2 separate regions of the Homo sapiens genome follow, and region 2 is linked to region 1. A link is an interaction called in ENCODE POLR2A ChIA-PET data of the cell type or tissue named here. Cell type or tissue: endothelial cell of umbilical vein. All regions are shown on one strand. Links, peaks and the distances in the headings refer to the core of each region. The heading gives the core; the rest is flanking DNA. Region 1 overlaps LOC124900647 (nascent polypeptide-associated complex subunit alpha, muscle-specific form-like). Region 2 overlaps LOC105374343 (a long non-coding RNA gene).

The links. Peaks named below come from ENCODE experiments on the same cell type or tissue, not always from the same donor. Only the 100,000 strongest peaks of a DNase experiment are listed, where the experiment ranks them.
Region 2: POLR2A ChIA-PET joins it to region 1 with 19 read pairs; 3 of 35 experiments call an interaction of 5 or more read pairs at or near these places.

What each region holds. Positions count from the first base shown.
Region 1 is chr4:1,147,779-1,157,499 of GRCh38, forward strand. The region is part of intron 1 of LOC124900647 (nascent polypeptide-associated complex subunit alpha, muscle-specific form-like); the gene reads left to right. LOC124900837 (hornerin-like) reads left to right here. Exons shown (of 2, transcript XM_047416541.1): 2 at 1-5,922. The coding sequence ends at 382. Among named protein-coding and RNA genes, the nearest start is that of SPON2, 20 kb to the right of the region's middle. RefSeq lists enhancers at 1,980-2,480, 2,481-2,981. In endothelial cell of umbilical vein, for the core only: no CTCF peak of the experiment used is centred there; no DNase peak of the experiment used is centred there.
Region 2 is chr4:1,038,845-1,048,565 of GRCh38, forward strand. All of the region lies in intron 1 of LOC105374343 (a long non-coding RNA gene), which reads left to right. Among named protein-coding and RNA genes, the nearest start is that of FGFRL1, 32 kb to the left of the region's middle. RefSeq lists an enhancer at 33-966 and silencers at 2,496-2,694, 3,075-3,256. In endothelial cell of umbilical vein, for the core only: no CTCF peak of the experiment used is centred there; DNase peaks (open chromatin) are centred at 4,967, 5,517, 7,987 and 8,897; H3K27ac peaks cover 1,285 bases.

The DNA.
Region 1 (9,721 bases), core at 1,182-9,181:
TGGATATCATGGAAATGGCACTGACAGCGAGAGTTTAGAACGCTGTGGATATCATGGAAATGGCACCCACAGCGAGAGTTTAGAACACCGTGGATATCATGGAAATGGCACCGACGGGGAGAGTTTAGAACGCCGTGGATATCATGGAAATGGCACCAATGGGGAGAGTTTAGAACACCATGGATATCGTGGAAATGGCACTGATGGGGAGAGTTTAGAACACCGTGGATATCATGGAAATGGCACCCACAGCGAGAGTTTAGAACACCATGGATATCATGGAAATGGCACTGACAGGGAGAGTTTAGAACACCGTGGATATCATGGAAATGGATTTCAGAAAGGCTTTTGTATGTTAGTTTTCAGCCAAGTCAAGAAGTGAGATGCATCCACATCTGGCTGCATGCTTGTAATTAGAATCTGACTTTCAAATTCGTCTCAATGTGTGTGGAAGTCTTAGAACCACAGTTCATCCTGCAGTTTGTTCAGTTCTGATTAAAAGCACTCACTCCACATGTGCCAGGCACTGCAATAGGCTTTGGGGATACAAAGGTTAATAGAAGAGTTCATGCCCTCAAAGAGCTCATTCAGTCCTAATACACCTTCAAACCGGAAGTGTCCCTGCTGACACAGAGCAAAATGACCACTTTTATGAGCGACATGAAACTGGGAAGGGGACCCAGATATCCTCCTGTCCCCATCCCCGTCCCCCAGCACAGGGCCTGTGTCCCAGCAGCCTGCTGGTAGACCAAAGCAGCCAAGGTAAAAGGCCAATCCCGGCTCTCCCCCCAGCCAGCTTCGCACCACTCAATCTGTGGGAAATTGAGGGCATCATATTTGGACCATGACTTACTTGTGGTTGTTTGTTTAATTGGTTTTGATGAGTTTGGTTTGCTTTTCTCTCCTTGTACGATTTGCCCATTTTCTGTCCTCGGTTTTTCCATGTCTGAGTAATAGTCTTCTTTTGTCTTATGCCCATCCCCCGTTTTTGCCAGAGCCTTCCACCCTCCTGCCTCAGTCTCCACAGCCTGCTCCCTCGGCCTCCTCTGGGCTGGCTGTCCTGGGTCAGCGGTGAGTTCTTCTTTCTTGGGTTACATGCTTTGCGGCTTCTTTGCTGAATGCAGTCAGGGGCAGGGGCAGGGGCAGGCCCAGGGAGCTCGCCTGTCTTGCCCTACAGAGTCTTCAGCTCCCAGCTCTTAGCTTGACCCAAACGAGATACTTTCACGCATGTGTGTTACAAACTGGAGCAAAACCGCGCACTTGGCAACTAAGGAGAGTTAGCCTGCAAAGAGAAATCTGGGATGGGTGGAATCTGTGACTTCAGTTATGACGGACTTTCAGGTGAAAAAATGTGTATTTATTTTGAGTGGACCCAGATGGCAGAACAAGGATGATTGGATACAGTTGTGGAGATGTAGTTCCTGCACTATGGACAGCTGTGGGCTGTGCTCCCCGGCAAGGAAAAGGCGAGCAGCCACCCCAGAGCGCCAGTGCAGAGGCTCCCTTGGCACTAGGGTGTGGGGCAGGTGTGGGCTCCTCCACCACAGGGCAGTGGGTGAGGAGCACCAGACCCACAGGATGGCTTCCAGGACCAGTCTGTAGCTCTTGGACTTTAAGGGCATACTGTTCTCTTTTAAAGAAAAGTTAAAACTGTGGCCTGATGCGCCTTTTTTTTTTTTTTTTTTTTTTGAGATGGAGTCTCATTCTGTCACCCAGGCTGGAGTGCAGTGACGCGATCTCGGCTCACTACAACCTCTGCCTCCTGGGTTCAAGTGATTCTTCTGCTTCAGCCTCCCAAGTAGCCAGGACTGCAGGTGTCCACCACTACTCCTGGCTAATTTTTTTTCTTCTTTGTATTTTTAGTAGAGACGGGGTTTTACCATGTTGGCCAGGCTGGTCTTGAACCCCTGACCTCAAGTGATCACATGCCTCGGCCTCCCAAAGTGCTGGGATTACAGGTGTGAACCACCATGCCTGGCCCTGATGCACTTTCAAAGTTTTCCATAACAGTGAGTTTTAAGTAGCCAAGCTCTAAATCTAAATAATTGCCCAAGGGTGATGGTTAAGGAGACTGCTGAGTGGGAAGAACAGAGAGTAGGGAGGCTTGGGAAGACCAGGTGAGGAGGAGCAGTCAGTCAGAGAAGAGCCTTGGCAGGAACTGAGGAGGGAGGCGTGGACAGCAGCATCCGTGGGAAGGAGGACTCCAGAGGCTCCTGACTTGGGTGAGGGAGCCAGCCACAGTGGGCCCTGGTCTTCCAGCCAGATGGGACCGCTTGCCAGAGGATCCTTGGGGTGTCACATTTCTAGCTGGAAACTTCTGTGGCTGGTGGCACCCTTGCCCGAGTTTTGCTTGGGCCCACTGGGCTTGTTCTGCCCACTCAGCCTGGCATGCTGCACTCAACTCACGCTACTGGCCTGGATCCCACACCTGCCAAGAGCGAGTCAGGCACAGAGCAGTGAGGGGTGTGTGAGTGAGCATGGGGTCCAGCCACTGTGCAGTCAGGCACACCCGCAGCTGCTGCAAGGTGGGCAGCTCCAGTGCTGGCATGGGCGCCCACTCTCTGCAAGGCTGCAGCTGGACCAGGTGCACTGCAAGCAGCTTCCACAGCTGGCACTGGGGAATGCAGTATGCCAGGAACCACAGGGCCCCAAAGAGGGAGTCCAACTCAGAAGGGGCAGGGCTCCTGCTTGTTCCTGGCCTGGGGGGCTCCCAAGTCTAGGCTCCCTGAAGGGCTGCAGCTCTTCTCTCCTTCTCTTCCCCCATAGCATGGCAAGCAAGGGGCATGTCTCAGCCCTGTTTGTGTTATACCAGCTCTTTTAGCCTTGCCATTTGACGGGTCCCAAGTTCTTGTCCTGTGACCAGGAAGAATGAGGTCTGCAGACAAGTGGAGGGTGAGCAAGAGGAAGACGAGCTTTATTGAGCGATACAACGGCTCAGAGGAGACCCGCAGGGGCAGCTCCTTTCCACAGCCAGGGTGTCACAACGCGTGTTCAGCTCCTAGCACAGAGGAGACCGTAGAGTGGGAAGCTCCTCTTGGCAGGCAGGCCATCCTGTCATCTCTGAGGCTCTCAGCAGAGAGGAGGCCCTGGAGTGGGTTGCTCCTGTCTGCAGACGGGCCATCCCTTTGTGCCTGCGGCTCTCAGCAGAGAGGAGGCCCTGGAGTGGGCTGTTGCTCTCTGCAGGCAGGTCCTCTTGTTGTCTCCCCAGCTCTCAGCAGAGAGGAGGCCATGGAATGGGTAGCTCCTCTCTGCATCTGGTTGCCCTGATGTCTGCTCAGCTCTGGTTGAGCCTAGGGCTTTTATGGGCCTTAGAGGGGAGGAAGTGCACTGTGATTGGTACATTGGCAGTCATGGGTAAAGGCACCAGAAGTTCCCACTCTGGTCTGCAGGACTGGCAGCCCAGTCCCCAGCCTTCAGGACCTCCCTGGCCTGAAGGTGGGGGCCTCACCAGGGACCTGCCCTCTTCCACCCAGGAACTTGTCTGCGTCCTGCTGCTATTCATGGTGTCCAGGCTATAGGTGCCAAGGGGTGCCTGCAGGCCAGTGCCAAGCTACCCTCAGCCCACCCTTGGCTTCCCTCCTATTCTCGGTGCTTAAAGTCTGGAGGGTGCTGAGGCAGCAGGGGGCTGGTGTATTAGCACTGCCCTGAGCGTGTGCACACCTGGCCAGGCTGCAACAGTGCCCAGGCTCGCCCTGACTTTACTCTGAGATCAAAGTGGACACTGACAGCAGGGAGAAGCCAGGCAGCAGAAGCAGGCACTTCCAAACCTGCGAAGGCCGGGGATGGGGCTTCCTGGGCCCCCTAGAGTGCAGAGATGCCTGGGTCTGCAGCCATGGTTTGGGTGGCTGTAGCTGCGCCTAGGAGAGGGGCTTCTCTCTGCTCCCGGCTTCCAGGAGCACAGGGATGCCTGGGTCTGCAGCCATGACTTGGGCAGCTGCATCTGTGCCCAGAGGGGTGGGGCTCCTGCCTGCTCCATGGAGCAGAAGGCCTGGATCTGCAGCTGGGACTTGGGTGGGGCTTCTGCCTGCTCTGTGGAGCAGGAGGTCTGGGTCTACAGCTGTGACTTCAGTGGCTGCAGCTGTGCCCAGGAGAGTGGGGCACCCATCTGCTCCCGGCCCGAGAGCACAGGGATGCCTAAGTCTGCAGAGAGCTACCACCCAACTCGGAAGGGGCAGGGCTCCTGCTTGTCCGCAGCTCCTGCCAGTTCCATGGAGCATGCAGCCCTGGCTGTGCCTCCCTGCTGCAGCTGGCATGATGGCACCAGCCACTTTAGATGGACCGTGGTGTCATCACTGAGACCCTGTCTTGACACAGCTGTCAGGACACTCTCTAGCCACACTTGCCTTCCTGCTGCCAGTGCCGCCGTGGCTCAGGTGGCTGCAGTTCCTTGAGATGTCCCAGTGGGTCCTGGGTGAGCCCATCCAGCTGATGGGCCATGAGGCAACAGGCAAGTGGACAGGCCAGCACTGTCCCCCTTCCTCTTCTTCTGCCCCTTCAACTGCAGGCTGGAAAATTCATATGTTACCAGGAAAACAGCCGGCTACCCAGGGCTATTTACCTCAGGGGCCAAGCTTCCCGTGGGATGAGATCGTTGGGCTCAGAGAACGTGTTGAGCAAACACAGTACTTTCTGTGAGCTGGGTTAGGTTGTAAAAGCCTTACAAAGAGTAACCTAATCATCAGCACAACCAACAGAAATAGATGTTTGTTTTTTTAATCATCATTGCATTTCACAAATTAAACAGAGGGTAAGTCACTTGCCCAGTGGCACACAGCTCTCAGGTGACAGACTGGGATTTGGATCCAGGCAGGCTTGTACAGACTCCAGAGTCCCAAATATGGCTTCATCCACAGTGTCGGAGCAGCAGCGAGGGCTCTAAGACCACCCAGCTCTCTTCCTGGCTATTTTTTCCATGCTACTCATCCCAAAACTTGATCTCACATTGCTCTGTTTCTTTCTCTGCCTCCATGCTTGATGCATTTACTTAATCTTTCGCAGGATGGGTCATTACTTTTTGCAATAGCACACTCAAAGGTAATGACCAAGATAAATTGAAAAGAGGATTCAACAGTATTCATTGTAAGATTGAATGGGATATAAAATACGTAATCAGCACTTGTGAGGAATATCACTAGATTCTCTTCTTCCTACTCCCCCTCCTTTTTTTTTTTTTTTTTTTTTTGCATTAAAACCCGGGAATTTGATGTTGATTGTGGCCTAAATGTTAAGCATATTCTGGATTTTCTACACCGTTCTGACACCACAGGTACTTGTTTCTTTCTCAGAAGGCAGGTGAAGCTCAGCTGTGTGGGGCTGTGCTTGGTGGCAGTGTGGGAAACGTGTGGAACTCACCATGGTGTTAGCAGCTTTTACTAGCCGTTTGCTTGGAAAACAGTCTCCGATCTGCACTTGCACACCCACCACGATGCCTTCTCCCCATGGCTCTGTGGACACCAGGAGGTCAGGGCACAGAGGACGTGCGACTTGTGCTCCTGTCTTGCTGCACAGTCTAAAGACCTCACGTACGTTTTGAATGTTCAACCACTATTAGAGTGAGAAATGGCATCCAAGATGCTTTTACTGAGGAACATTGACAACTGGAAAACAAATCAAGCTTGGATTCCAGGGAACACTGTCCAGATTTCCTGTTTTATGAATTTTACCATTCACTCTTAAGGCTGTTAGGTTTGAATAACTTGATAAATGATCAAGAGAAAACCATGCAGCATTATGTTCACTGCCAAGTAATATGGACGTAGAGGATGGCAGAATTCTGTAAAACCACTTCTGGAGTTCAACATTTAACCGAGCACATTTTACTTACCTGTTACCAGTGTGTCGCTTGGAATGTCTTCTATTAGGCATTTCTCCTCACGTTCCCCTGCGTGGAAATAAAAGGCAGTTGAAAATGGAAAACCAAAACATAAAAGAAATGTTAACATTTGCATTTCTGTTGCTTGAGCCACTTCTGATAATACTTTCTTTGAAATGGATCCGTTGCAAGTGCCACTGGTTAGTGGGTGTTTGTATTTCACTGGCTAATTTTGTAAAATTGATTTTTGTGAGAAGTGACACGTGGCGCTGACACTGGGCAGATACTTGCAGCAAATCCGACGAACAAGATAAAAAGGCGTAAGAATTTGGGGCCTTTCCAAGCTGATGATGCAGAGTTCTTTCTGATCCGCCACTGAAAAGATGTTGAAGCATTCTGATGGAGTGAAGAAGCTTCTAATGAAGATGGTGTCATGGAGTATGAGAAATGAGAGATGGGGAGGCAGGTGTAGGCAGGAGGGGAGGGAGGCTGGGTGTGGGGGTGAGGCTAGGCATGTCGAGGGGAGGCTGGGTGCGGTGGGGAGGCTAGGTGTGGGGGGGTGTGGCTGGGTGTAAGGGGTGAGTTTGGGTGTCTGGGGGGAGTCTGGGTATGTTGGGGGAGGCTGGGTGTGTGAGAGGAGTCTGGGTGTGTGAAGGGAGTCTGGGTGGGTGGGGGAGAGCTGGGTGTGTGGGAGGGAGTTTGGGTGTGTTGGGGGAGGCCGGGTGCCGGGGGAAGGCTGGGTTGGGAGGAGTCTGGGTGCGGGGGAGGTGGGTGTGGACCTGTGGGTGGGAGGAAGGGAACCTGGCTAAAGTGGAACCACCTGGACTAGGAAGAGCGCGTGCCCTGAAGAGACTAAGTCTGTTTCCTCATTTAAAAAAGGAGTGAAAATCACTTAGTGATCCATTAGGTCTTTTCAGCTGCGACATCCGGTGTTTTCTCTTTAAACCTTTTATTTAAAAATGTCTGTAGACTAACAAAAAGTTACAAAAATAGTGCAGAGGTCCTGTGACCCATTCGTCAACGCCCCCAGTGCAACGTCTTATGTGACTAATCACTGCAGGACTGCATCACGGGGACCGGGCATTTGACAGTGGCAGAGAACAGCTAGCTCGGCTGCAAAGCTCACGTGCTCACATTTTTGCACACGCTTGTTTTTTGTATGTGAGTGCACCATCATGAGAATGCTTCAGCGAGCCCTTTTGAGCACTCTGGAAAGAAGTGGGAAGATGGAAAGAATGCATCGTGTGGTTTGGAGCAAGTGCTGGCAGCCGAGGGCCTGGGCTGTCTGACTACACTGCTTCTCAGTGACGTGAGTGTGGACAGATCGACGGACCTCCGGGCCGTCACCCATAAGGCAGGGGCAGTGCATTGTCGCAGGGATTAGATGACACAGGCGGTGTGGGCTTCTCAGCCCTGGTCTGGTGCATAGTGGGCATTTGGTGAAGGGTGTAGCTGTTGCTTTTCTGGTGCCAGGTGGAGCTCTGGCTGGATTCCAAGCGTGTGGCAAGGGTGACCAGGCACGCACCTGCAGCTGTCTTCATCCACGACCTGCCCTTCCTCCTACCTAAACCCAGCTCCAGTTTCAGAGCCCACCTTTTCCTTCCTCCTCAGAGACCTCTCTCCCTTCCCACTGGTCTGTTCCCTCTGCCTCAGTCTCCCAAACAGCCAATGTTTTCCTTTAGAGATGTTCTGAAGCACAATGTTGACAAGCCTAGACTCTGGGGCCACACTGTCTGGGTGTCCCTCCTCTGCCCCTTACCTCCTGTGCGATCCTAGGCAAGTTCCTTAGTTGTTCTCTGCCTCAGTTTCCTCATCTGAGAGAATAAAGAGCCCACTTTATACGGTGGCTGTAAAGACCAAATGATACTCTCTGTGTAAAGTGCTAAGAACAGTCCCTGGCACACAGTACACTCTGTGTAAGTGTTTGCCAGTGTTATTTCATAGCCTGACATCTTGAGGGGTTGCCAGATAGGCTAGCTCCACTTCTCTACTTCCTCACACAGCTAAAAAAAACAAAACCGTCTATTCTAGAACAGTTTAAGCACATGAAACTAGAGAATTGTGTGATGAACCCCAAACTAGTTTTACTTAACCAACACACACACACCACACACACACTTTTAAAGTATGTCAGGTCAGAGGCCGTTTTCACCTATCGGCACTTCAGTATGCGTCACTAACTAGTGAGGACCTTATTAAATGAAACAGTCACCAACCATGCCATCACAGCAAGGTTAATAAGAATCCCTTCCTGTCCTCCGACACGCAGTTCACAGTCACATTTCCCTGATTGACTTAAAAGGTCTTTTTCACAGTTGATTTATTTTGATCAGTATCTAAACAGAATCCACACATGACACTTGGTTGCTATGTCTGTTAAAACTCTTTTATTTATAGGGTCTGCCTTCCCCACACAAGTCTCTTTCTTAACCCACTAATTTGTTGGAGGCCCTGGGGCCCTTGCTCTTGGCGGCCGGCATCCCAGATGTGGTGAAAGTGTCCTCAGGTGCCGTTGGACTCAGCACACCTTCGCTGTGACTGCAAATCTCTGGGGGTTCTTTTTGAGCTCACGCCCTGATCTGGAGGTGAGGACGGGGCCTGGGCACTGACACTGATGCTCCAGAGACTGTGCTGGGAGTGGCGAGGGGTTGGCTGGCTCTTCCTCCAGCTTCCCAGGTACTGGCGTGTGCAGTTAGAGTTGATGAGACTCGGGCTCAGACTTTAAGCTAGAGTTGCTGCTGAGTGCCTCCTGGTGCCTCACAGTGGAGGCCATGATGTCCAGGTGTCCTGCCTTGAGTGACCACAGCCCATCAGGGGCTCAGTGCTGTCCCCGCTTGCCCCTTGTCAGGTTCCCTCAGCCTCTGCCTGGCAGTTTTGACATCCACTCTCTCTCGATTCCTCTTTCCTCAGTGGTTGCTACAGGAGAACTTCTCACCAACTAGCTGCTTGCCCTGAAGCAGTTTGTACAGGAAAGGCCGGCCATGGGCTTGGTTCTTTCCCTAGAATTAGCAGTTTTCAAAGGAGTATGTTTGTTCCCTAACAGCCGCCATGTAACCAATGGGGATTCTTTAAAGTATCATTATGAATTCATGAGTGGCTGGGTATTTAATGCTTTTCTGATATATTGGAGTCATTATTCTTAATACTTAAATTGCCCAACCTTTGGCCAATGGTGACCCTTCAGTTTCACTCCTGTGTCCTTTAGACAGAATAACATTCACTCTTTAATATAATATAAAAGGCATTCACGTGAGGGGCATTTGCTTCTGCAGATCGTCATTGCCCTGAGCTTTCTCAGGGGACAGAGCTAGGAAAGGTTTTACTGTGGGCTTATTTTTAAATTAAAAAAGGAGCTCATATTCTCATGTCCAATCGAAGTGTAAGACTAAAGAGTTTTACTTCATTTCATTGAATATATACTTGTATCTCTTTTATGCCAAAAATCTACTTACTGGCATTAATACAATATATTTGCTTTATCCTTCAACATAGCTATACAGGCCATACCTTGGAGACACTGCAGGTTCAGATCCAGACCACCAATAAAGCAAACATTGCAGTAAACCAAGTCACAGAAATGTTTTTGTTTCCCAGTGCATATAAAAGTTATATTGACACTATATTGTAGTCTATTAAGTGTGTAATAAGCACTGTGTCTACAAAAAAGATGCATGTACCTTAATTAACATACTTTATTGCTAAAAAATGCTAATGATTATCTGAGCCTTCATGGAGTGGTAACCTTTTTGCTGGTGGAGGGTCTTGCCTTGATGTAGACGGCTGCTAACTGATCAGGGTGGTGGCTGCTGAAGGTTGTGGTGGCTGTGGCAATGTCTTAAAATTAGACATCAGTGAAGTTTGTCATATCAATTGATGCTTTCACAAAAGATTCCTCTGTAGCATGTGACA
Region 2 (9,721 bases), core at 1,060-9,059, 110 kb before region 1:
TTTTGTATTTTTAATAGAGACGGGGTTTCACCATGTTGGCCAGGATGGTCTTAAACTCCTGACCTCAGGTGATCCACCCGCCTCGGCCTCCCAAAGTGCTGGGATTCCAGGCGTGAGCCCTGCACCCGGGCCTTCTCTGATGTTCTGCCCAGCACCGCAGCTGAGGTCTCAAAGGGCCACCATTTATTTGATCTTCTCCACAAACATCCACAAAGCACTGGGCGCGCTGCCTTCGGGAAGCTCTTCCCGGGTGTCAGGAGAGGCTGCAGTCACAGCTGTTGTCTTCTGTGTTTGTTGCTGAAGCTGGTGGCAGGGTGATGTCCTCCTTCCAGGAGGATGAGCAGTCACAGGTTTACCCAGCCTGGTGGGCACAGCCCCTCTGAGGCGGGAAGGTCACAGCGGCTGTCCCAGCTGCCCCAGGAGTGTGGGAGCAACGGGGTCCCACCATGTCGGGTAGCACCTGGGCCCACAGACCCCAGAGGCAACCTCACTCCTGCTGGCTTCGTCCAGGGTGTGTCGGCCATGGGGGCCCCGTGGAGGGGAAGGGTCTGCCCTGTGGTTGCCGGGTTCTCTGTGGCACCTGGGGGGCAGAGGGGCCTGGCTGTATGAGGCCAAGCGGCCCTTGATTTGATTGAACACCCCTGAGACAGAGCCTACCCAGCCATGGCGGGGGGTCTTCAGGGCCTTCTGCCTGCCCCTTGCGCCCTTGTCTGCCCTGGGCAGCTGCCCTCAGCCTCTCCTGCACACTGGTCTGAAGGCTTCAGGTGTGTGGGGGGGTGGCGGGTGCTGGGCCGGGGCCGCAGGAGCTGGCCAGGCTTGGCCCTGAGTAAAGCCCTGGCCCAGGCGTGGCGGTGGTGGTGGGGGCGGGCCTCTGTGTGAGCGGGAGTGGTTCTGGGCTCATGTTACATTTTCCACTGGAAAAACAGCCCCATTTTGAATGTTGGCTCTGAGCGTTTTAAAAATTGCAAATATATCCAGTTTCCCAAACGAGTGCTCACCAGGCCAATGTGGTTGTTCCTGCCGGCCCTGTGGAGGGTGGGCACCCGGCCCAGTGGGAGTGAGGGGCTGGGGGCCTTGGGAGGGGAGGGTTGGTGCTGCAGTTCTGGGGAGCAGCCCTGTTGTCACAGCCTAGGGACACTGGGCCCCTGCCACCTAGATGGGCAACTGGGGCCCAAGCCCAGGTCCAGGGAGGTGGGGAAACTGAGGTCCTTGTGGCCTGGAGCCTGTGGGCCTGTCACTGAGGAACCCTCGGTCCTGAAATGGGCAGCACCTGGCCATGGCAGGCTGCAGCCCACACCGTGGTCAGGGAGCCTGGCTGTAGGAGGCCTCATCTCCCAGGTGTGCCCAGGTTCTGCATTCCTGCCGCTCCCTCAGGCACCTCCCCAGCCTGGCAGGGCCTCACTGGCAGGAGGCGAGGGAGCCCGGTGCAGACACAGGCTTCCGGGCTCTGAGTCCTGACTTGGGTCTGAGGCTTCACGATCCCTTTTCTGCAAAGGTGTCACCTGGTGCTGTAGTTGTGTGTGGGGCTGGGGTTTCGTGTGTGTGTGTGTACATGTGCATGAGTGGGGATGTACACGTGTACTGGGGTTTCCATGCACGTGCGTCTGTGCACACTTGAGCAAGTGCACATGTGGGTGCTCTGTGTGTGTGCATGGCGTGTGCGTTCGTGTGTGTGTGTGTGTGTGGATGGCGTGTGTGTTCTCGTGTGTGTGTCCCTCACTTCCCTACTGCCTAGGGTCAGGGCAGTGCTCAGGGTCCTAGCACCCCTTGAACAATGGGGTGACCAGGACTGCAGAGGGGCACGTGGCAAGGGGGTCCCAGGCTGCCTCCGTCTGTCCACCCAGGCAGGGTGGGCTGCGGAGGGTGCTGGCAGGCAGGCTCCTGGTTGGCCTAGTGCCCCTGGGGAGCAGGCTCAGAGGTGCCGTGCACTCTTCCCACTGTGCTAAAGCTTTGGGGCCTGTAAGGATGTTCCTGCCATGCCAGGCCCCTCCCCAAGCTGGGGTCAGGGCCCGTGCCCACTGCCCGGCACAGGCCTCCCGCTGGCTGGCTGCTCTCCTTGGAGGGCAGAGAGCATTCTTCAGAGTGGCATGGTTGCCAGACCAAATGACAAAAGTGCCCACTGGGTAGACCGGAGACCCCAGGCTGGCAGCCCGGCTGCACCCCCAGTTTCACAGGAGGCACTTTAACGCCAAAAACATCTGGAAATTGTTCCAAGGACTGGATTCCAGCCTTCGCCTTTGGAAGCTCAGCTGCCCCTGTGGAGGGTGGGAGGGCCGCTGGTTCCACAGGGCTGGAGCTGGGGCCATGAGTTCCATGAGCAATTCGGCCTCATGGGTGGCAGGCCCACGGCCACCGCAGGGCTGGCGGCACCCGCTCCCCTCCTGCTGCTCCCGCCTGCTGGCGCTGGCCACTCGAGCCGCCGTGCCTCTGAGTGTGGCCCCTCCGATGGCCAGTCTTGAGGTGGTGAGGGTGGTCATTCTAGAACTGTGTGTGCATGTGTGTGTGTCGGTGCACATGTGTGCATGTAGGTGTGTGTGTGTGTGTGCTTAGCTGAGGCTGCACCCCCCGGGGGGAGGCGCTGGCGAGTGCACACACACACACACACACACACACACCCCTGCATGTGTGTGCTGGCGCCTGTCAGCTCCTCCCCCGGAGGTGCAGCCTCAGCTAAGCCACCTCCCCCAGCCCCACCGGAGCAGGCGAGGAGCCACGGAGGGACCTCAGGGGGTGACCCCAGCCCCTGGGGGTCATGTGAATGGGGCTCCACCCAGGCCAGGAATCCGGCAGCACTTTTGTTCCTTTTCACAAAAGGCGAGCACGACGCCCCGTCTTGCTCACCGCTCAGTGAGCGTTACAAACGTTTGCCAACACGCACCTCCCTCTGCGCTGCCTGGCTGCAGCCAGCCAGGAGTGTCCGTCGGCTTCCACAGCTCCACTCTGCAAAGAAAACAAACCCAACAGCAAGGATGTTCTCCTTGAATGCTCTGGGCCGTGCTCTCGAATCAGCAGCCAGCCTGTCCTCAAAGGGGTCTTGGCTCAGAAACATCCTATCGTGCATCGTTTTCTGCCAAGTTTCAGTCTAAGATGTAAAAGTGGAGAAACCAGAAGCACTGCAAGTGAAAATAGAATAAAGGGAGACATCCCGTGTGGGAGCAAAGTAAGAGAAGCAACCAGCACAGCGGGCAGGAGGGACACTGGTGCCGCCACACCCGAAGGAGCCGGGTATCCACACTCCCGCAAGCCCTACCTCCCCTGGGGGCCCCCACCCACCAGGCCACACTCCCCTGCTGGCAGGAAACATGGAGTCAGGACCAAGTCACCTGCACCTGGGGCCATAAGGAGCTGAGCAGCCACCAAAGACCACCGTCCTCCAAACCGTTCTCCAAGTCCAGGGTCCTGCTGCTCTCCTCAACTCCCTCAGCCTCCCCAAATACTGAGTCTGAGAGTGCCCCCCAGCAGGGACTGGGCAGAAGTTTACACACACACACACAGACACACCCACCCCCACACACCAACACACAGACAAATATACACCCACCCCCACCCAACCCCCACCAACCCACTTCCACACCTACACCCACACATGCACACACGCACATCTACACATGCACACCCACACACACACCGACACACACACCGACACACACACCTCCACATACACCCCCGCACACTGACACACCCACACACACACCGACACACACACCTCCACAAACACACCCCCCGCACACTGACACACACCCACCCCCACACACTGACACATCCACCCCCCACACCGACACACACCTACAGTGACACCCGCACACTGACACACACCCACTCCTGCACACTGACACCCACTCCTGCACACTGACACACACCCCCGCACAGACACACACCCACCCCCGCACACCGATACACACACCTACCCACACACCCACCCCACACACCAACACACACCCACCCATCCCCGCACACCGACACACAACCCACCCCCGCACACTGACACACACCCACCCACTCACCTCTGCACACTGACACACACCCACCCCACCGACACACACCCCTGCACACTGACACACCCACCCACCCCCACACTGACACACACACACCTACCCACACACCCACCCCCGCAGACACACACACACCGACCCCCACACACTGACACACACACATCTGCACAAGACACCCACCCACCCACCCCTGCACACTGACACACACATGCACACCCCCAACCCCTGCACACTGACACACACACACCCACACACCCACACCCACACACTGACACACACACCCACCACCGCACACCTACCCACACACGCGTACCCACCCACCCCCGCACACAACACACATGCACACCCCCCACCCCTGCACACTGACATACACACACCCACCCTTACATGCACCCACAGGCACACATATACACCCACATGCACACCCCATATACATGCGTGCACACATATATACACATACACATACACACACCTACATACACCACCTACATACACCTACACGCACACATACATGTACACACCTACATGCACACATATGCATGCATACACACATCTGCACACCAACATGCACGCGCACACACGTGTCCACTGGCACAGAGCAGTGATGCACAGACACATTTCCCAGGCTGCCTGAGACCTGGGTGGCCGCGTGTGGTGCTTTGTGGCTGGGGTGTGCCCTAAGGGGTCAGGAGGGGCTGGGCCACACCCCAAAGGGTCCACATACTGAGGACAAAGGGAGCTGTGGAGGACCTTGTCCAGGAGAGGCAGGCTTCCTGGGTGCGGTGTGCAGGCTGCATGGGGAGCAGGGCGTTGGTTTCCCCGACTGCAGCCACAGACTGAGTGTGTCCATCCCCACAGCTCCTGCCAATTCCAACACTGAGAGTCTGTGTTTGGACGCCTCCAGTGACCACTGGCTCCGCGAGTGATGACTCACACCCATCACTCATCCCCTTCCTGAGTCAGCCGCGGGACCCTCTGCAGGGAGGCGTGCGAGTCATCGAGGTGATGCAACCCCTGCTTGGTCACTTGCTGACTCACGGACACCCCCCGCCCCAGCCCAGGGCCTCCCCTTCCATGCCGGACGGGCCTGGGGTGAGCTGCAGCCGGGCAGGAACGGCAGAGCAGGGGGCAGGGACCTGGGGGCGGGAGAGGCAGCCGGAACGGGGTGGCCGGGAGCAGGGCTGCTCTGAACGCAGACTGCTGGCCCTGGCTCCGCAGTACTCCCTCTGCTCTCTTGCTTGGTTTGAGGGACCCTCTTAAACCCTGCTCTCCAAGCCTCACGTGAATTGAACCAGCCACCACGTGGTCCCCGGAGGCGCTGAGCTGCGCTGAGCCCGGCCCCTCTCATCCTGGTGTTCTGGCGCCAAGCCCCCCAACCCACCCTAGTTGCAGGTCCGAGCCCTCCGGTGCCTGATCGCAGGCAGCCCCGGGCTCCATCGGGCTTAAGGCCACATTTCTCAGTGTTTCTATGAGGGCAGAAAAGACATTTCCTGAGAGTGGATTCCTGAGGTTTCTGAAGGTCCGTAAGTCCAAGAACCACATTCTTTCCAGCCCTCCTGAGTTCCTGCAGCCATGTTTCCCTTCCCTTGGGGAAAACGCAGCTCTGAGGGTCTGGAGCAGATGAAGGTCCCGTAAGTCCTACTCTCCCCAGCTGCCAGGGTAGGTGCCTGGTGCTCTGAAGGTCCTGGGGAGCCCCAGCCCCTTGCCAGGCATGTGAGGCCTTCCCAGCCCACACGTTCCGTGAGGACGGAGCCAGGTCCTGTGTTGCTTTCTGCTGCCTGGATGACTGGGAACGGAGCTGGGGTGTCCTCTGCTCTGCTGGAGCTGGAGCTGCCCTATTTAAGGCAATTCCTGCGCTGTGAGCCCTGGTGGGGCCACCTGGCGGGTTCCGCCAAAGCAACCTCACTGCCATGGGTGTTTTTCTGTTCCTGCGGTCATATGGGCTCTTGTGAAAGCAGTTTTCCAAGTAAATATGGTGATGATTTAAGTCTACTACATTTGGAAAAATGAGGGATGAACCCTGCAGCCCTGGTCCTGTCTCAGAGGCAGCTTTGGAGAACATCTGTTGCTGCCTCCGGAATCACCTGGCCCTGCCTGGGGGCAGCCACTGGCCCAGGCCAGCTCCTGAGCTGCCCTCCTGCCAGACTCGGAGAGGGGCTGTCTGTTCCCAGCCTCAGACCCCTGCCCCATGCCCATCGCCTGAGACTGTGATCAGACCCAGCCATGTGTCTGAATGAGCCTGGCCCGAGGAACAGTGGCCCTGAGAGGCATCTGAGCCCTGAGCCCCTCCCCACAGTGCAGGCCAGGGGTGGCCTCTGCTTCCCCCAAGATTCCAGGCTTTGTCTGATTTCCAATGGCTCTGGTCATCCTCACCCTGGTGCCTGTGGAGACCCTGGTGATAATGGCAATGGCCTCCCTTCCCTACATGGGTGGAAACTGCAGGTCCCGGCCCCTGGGGTCCTGGCTCTGCACTGCTCTCAGCCTGGCGTGGCCAGGAAGGACGCTGCCCAGCAGCCCCAGCCGCTTGAGGCCAGGAGAAAGTCGGGGTGGGAACGTCCGTCTCTGCAGTAGGTACCTGCCCCATCCTGGCATCACGGCCAAGGTGGCCACGCGTCTGTGGCAGGCCAAGAGCAGGGCCAATCCCAGGAACTACCCGAGTCCTGCACATGACTGTGGGTGTGTGCAGCCCGCACAACAAAGCAAACAGACAAGCCATCAACAGTGGGGGAATCCGTGTTAGGGCAGCCGGGTTCTGGCATCAACGCTAATATCGTTAACTTTTCTTTAAGTGTGGAATTCTTTCCCAGCTGAAAGTCACAAAAGGCTCTATTGATGGGGGTGTGGGTGGAGGGGGGCCCTGAGCAGACCCGGTACGAACGGGCACAGCACTCTGGCCAGGGCGGGTGCCAGAGCTGGCTGGGCGCTCTTCCGTGCGCTGCGTCTGCAATACTGGTCATCCCTCTGCGGGGACATGGGGGCCTCTCCAGGGCTTCAGAGAAGGGTGTGCAAAGACAGTGGTGAGATCTGGAGTTCGGAGTCTGGCGGAGGAGGTGCCCGCCGAGCTGCCTCTCGAGGGAGGCTCTCAGGATATCGGCCGCCTCTGCGAGGCTCAGTGCCTGGTGCCCTCCGCCTCCGAGCCCTTCCCCAGCAACCCCCCAGCCCTCCCCGACCCCTTCCCCAGCCCTTCCCGAGCCCACCCCGAGCCCTTCCCGAGTCCTCCCCGAGCCCTCCCCGAACCCTTCCCGAGCCCTCCCCGAACCCTTCCCGAGCCCTTCCGGAACCCTCACCGAGCCTTCCCCGAGCCCTTCCCGAGTCCTCCCCGAGCCCTCCCCGAGCCCTTCCCCAGCCCTCCCCCAGCCCTCCCCGAGCCCTCCCCGAGCCCTCCCAGAGCCCTTCCCCAACACCCACTCCCGAGCCCTCCCCAAGCCTTCCCAGAGCCCTTCCCCAGCACCCCCACCCCGAGCCCTCCCCCAGCCCTCCCCGAGCCCTTCCCCAGCCCTTCCCCAGCCCTCCCCGAGCCCTTCCCGAGCCTTTCCGCAGCCCTCCCCGAGCCCTCCCCGAGCCGTTCCCGAGCCCTTCCCGAGCCCTTCCCGAGCCTTTCCCGAGCCCTCCCCGAGCCCTTCCCGAGCCTTTCCGCAGCCCTCCCGAGCCCTCCCCGAGCCCTTCCCCAGCCATCCCCGAGCCCTTCCCCAGCCCTCCCCGAGCCCTTCCCGAGCCCTTCCCGAGCCATTCCCGAGTCCTTCCAGAGCCCTTCCCGAGCCTTTCCCCAGCCCTCCCCGAGCCCTTCCCGAGCCTTTCCCCAGCCCTTCCCGAGCCCTTCCCGAGCCTTTCCCCAGCCCTCCCCGAGCCCTTCCCGAGCCTTCCCGAGCCCTTCCCGAGCCTTCCCGAGCCCTTCCCGATCCCTTCCCGAGCCATCCCCGAGCCCTTCCCGAGCCCTCCCCGAGCCCTTCCCGAGCCCTCCCCGAGCCCTTCCCGAGCCTTTCCGCAGCCCTCCCGAGCCCTCCCCGAGCCCTTCCCCAGCCATCCCCGAGCCCTTCCCGAGCCCTTCCGGAGCCATGCTTCCCTAGCCCCGCTCCAATGTGAATTCGGTGTGCAGTCTTGGTTTTACCACCGAAGAATTTTAGGAATTTCCTCTTAGTCTGAAAACAAAACGTGTTCAAAACCTTTCTTCGTGTTTATAGTTGCTTGGGTTTGAACGCATTTTCATCCTCTCCAGAGCCGCAGCAGAGGCTTCCTGGCAACCAAGCTCGTGCTTGGGGAGGGGGCTCTGCGCCTTCAGGCTGCCCGGCCCCAACTCCCCTTGATTTGGGGGTCCAGGTCAGGTCAGTGTCAGGGTGCCACCCGGGAGCTGGCGAGGTGCACGCGGCTCCTCCCGCCTTGCAGTGGGTGGGCACACCTGCCTGGAGGTCCATGCGGAGGCGCGGGAACCGCTGAGGCGACTCAGGCCCGGGTGCGGGGATTTGGGTGTCTCTCGGAGGTCGCGAGCATCCAGGCGGAGCCCAGGCTGCAGGGGCAGGTCCTGCACCTGCACACCACCGTGACAGGTCCGCAGGTGTGGCCGGACCCATCTCCTTCCAGCCTGCCCACTTCCTGAGCCTGGCTTCTCCCTGGCCTTCCTGTCAGTTCTGGGGGCTTTCTGGATTGTTCTTTCAATAAAATTCTGTCTGTCGCGGCTGGCGGTGGAAGCCCAGGGCTCTCTACTCCCTCCAGGCAGCCTGTTTGCTGCACCACCCACCTCCAAACCTAGGACACCTCACCTGCTCCTGGGTTCCCAACGCCAGGCCCAGGGCAGGGCAGCCCCACTGCAGATGCTGTGTCCTGGCAGCGCCAACTTCGCGAAGGTCAAATTGTCACCCCCTCTCGGCAGCCTGCCGGTGTTGACTTTGCTGCAGTTGGGAAAATAGTGCTAGCTGGAAATTCTTTCACTTTCGATAAACACATCTAGCTATTGTAAACCAATACTTTGCTTTACACTATTCATCCATGGAGATTTTAAAGCTAAGAATGACTTCGGCCGGATGCCAGCCAGTTGCACTCCTCGAGGTGGCTGCCAAGGAAGGCCAGGCCCAGCCGGCCGCCACAGTGTGCAGTGGGCACTCGGCCTCGGGAAAGCCACCTGATCCGATGCGGAGCGAGACCCTCACTCAGGAAGGCCGGTCTCTTTCCAAGAAGTACCCAGTATGCTTTGATGATGATTTAGGTGAAGAAGGCTGGAAAGGGTGGTGGTGGTGAAAACTGTTCAGGGGGAGGAAAGGGAAGGCCATCCCGAGGGCGGGGCCCCAGCGTCCGTGGGGAGCATCTGTTACCCCTGGGGCTTCGTGCCGGCCCGAGCGACCTGAATATGAACTCGCTCCTATTAGAAATGGAAGCACACCCAGAGTGCTCCGGACAGACGCCCAGCCTGCTGTAGGAGCTCCTGTGGGCTCATCTGCCTTCGGAGCATGCACCTGCATCAGGCGACTGCAGCACAGTGAGACTGATGGGCTGCCCTGAGCACAGGGCACGAGGAACCTTGCGCTTCTCCGCGTATCCGGTGGGAGGCGCCCACACAGGGGCCTCCTGGAGGGTCCCTGTGGGAGGCTGTATGTGGGGCAGAGGTTCGGATGTGGCCGGATACCCACTCTCCCATACCGGGGGCCCTGCGCTGGCCACTCCAGCCACATGTGGCTGCTTCTGCTTTGTAGTGAGTGACTTTCTCAACCAAGCCTGGCCATGGCTCTCCACACGCC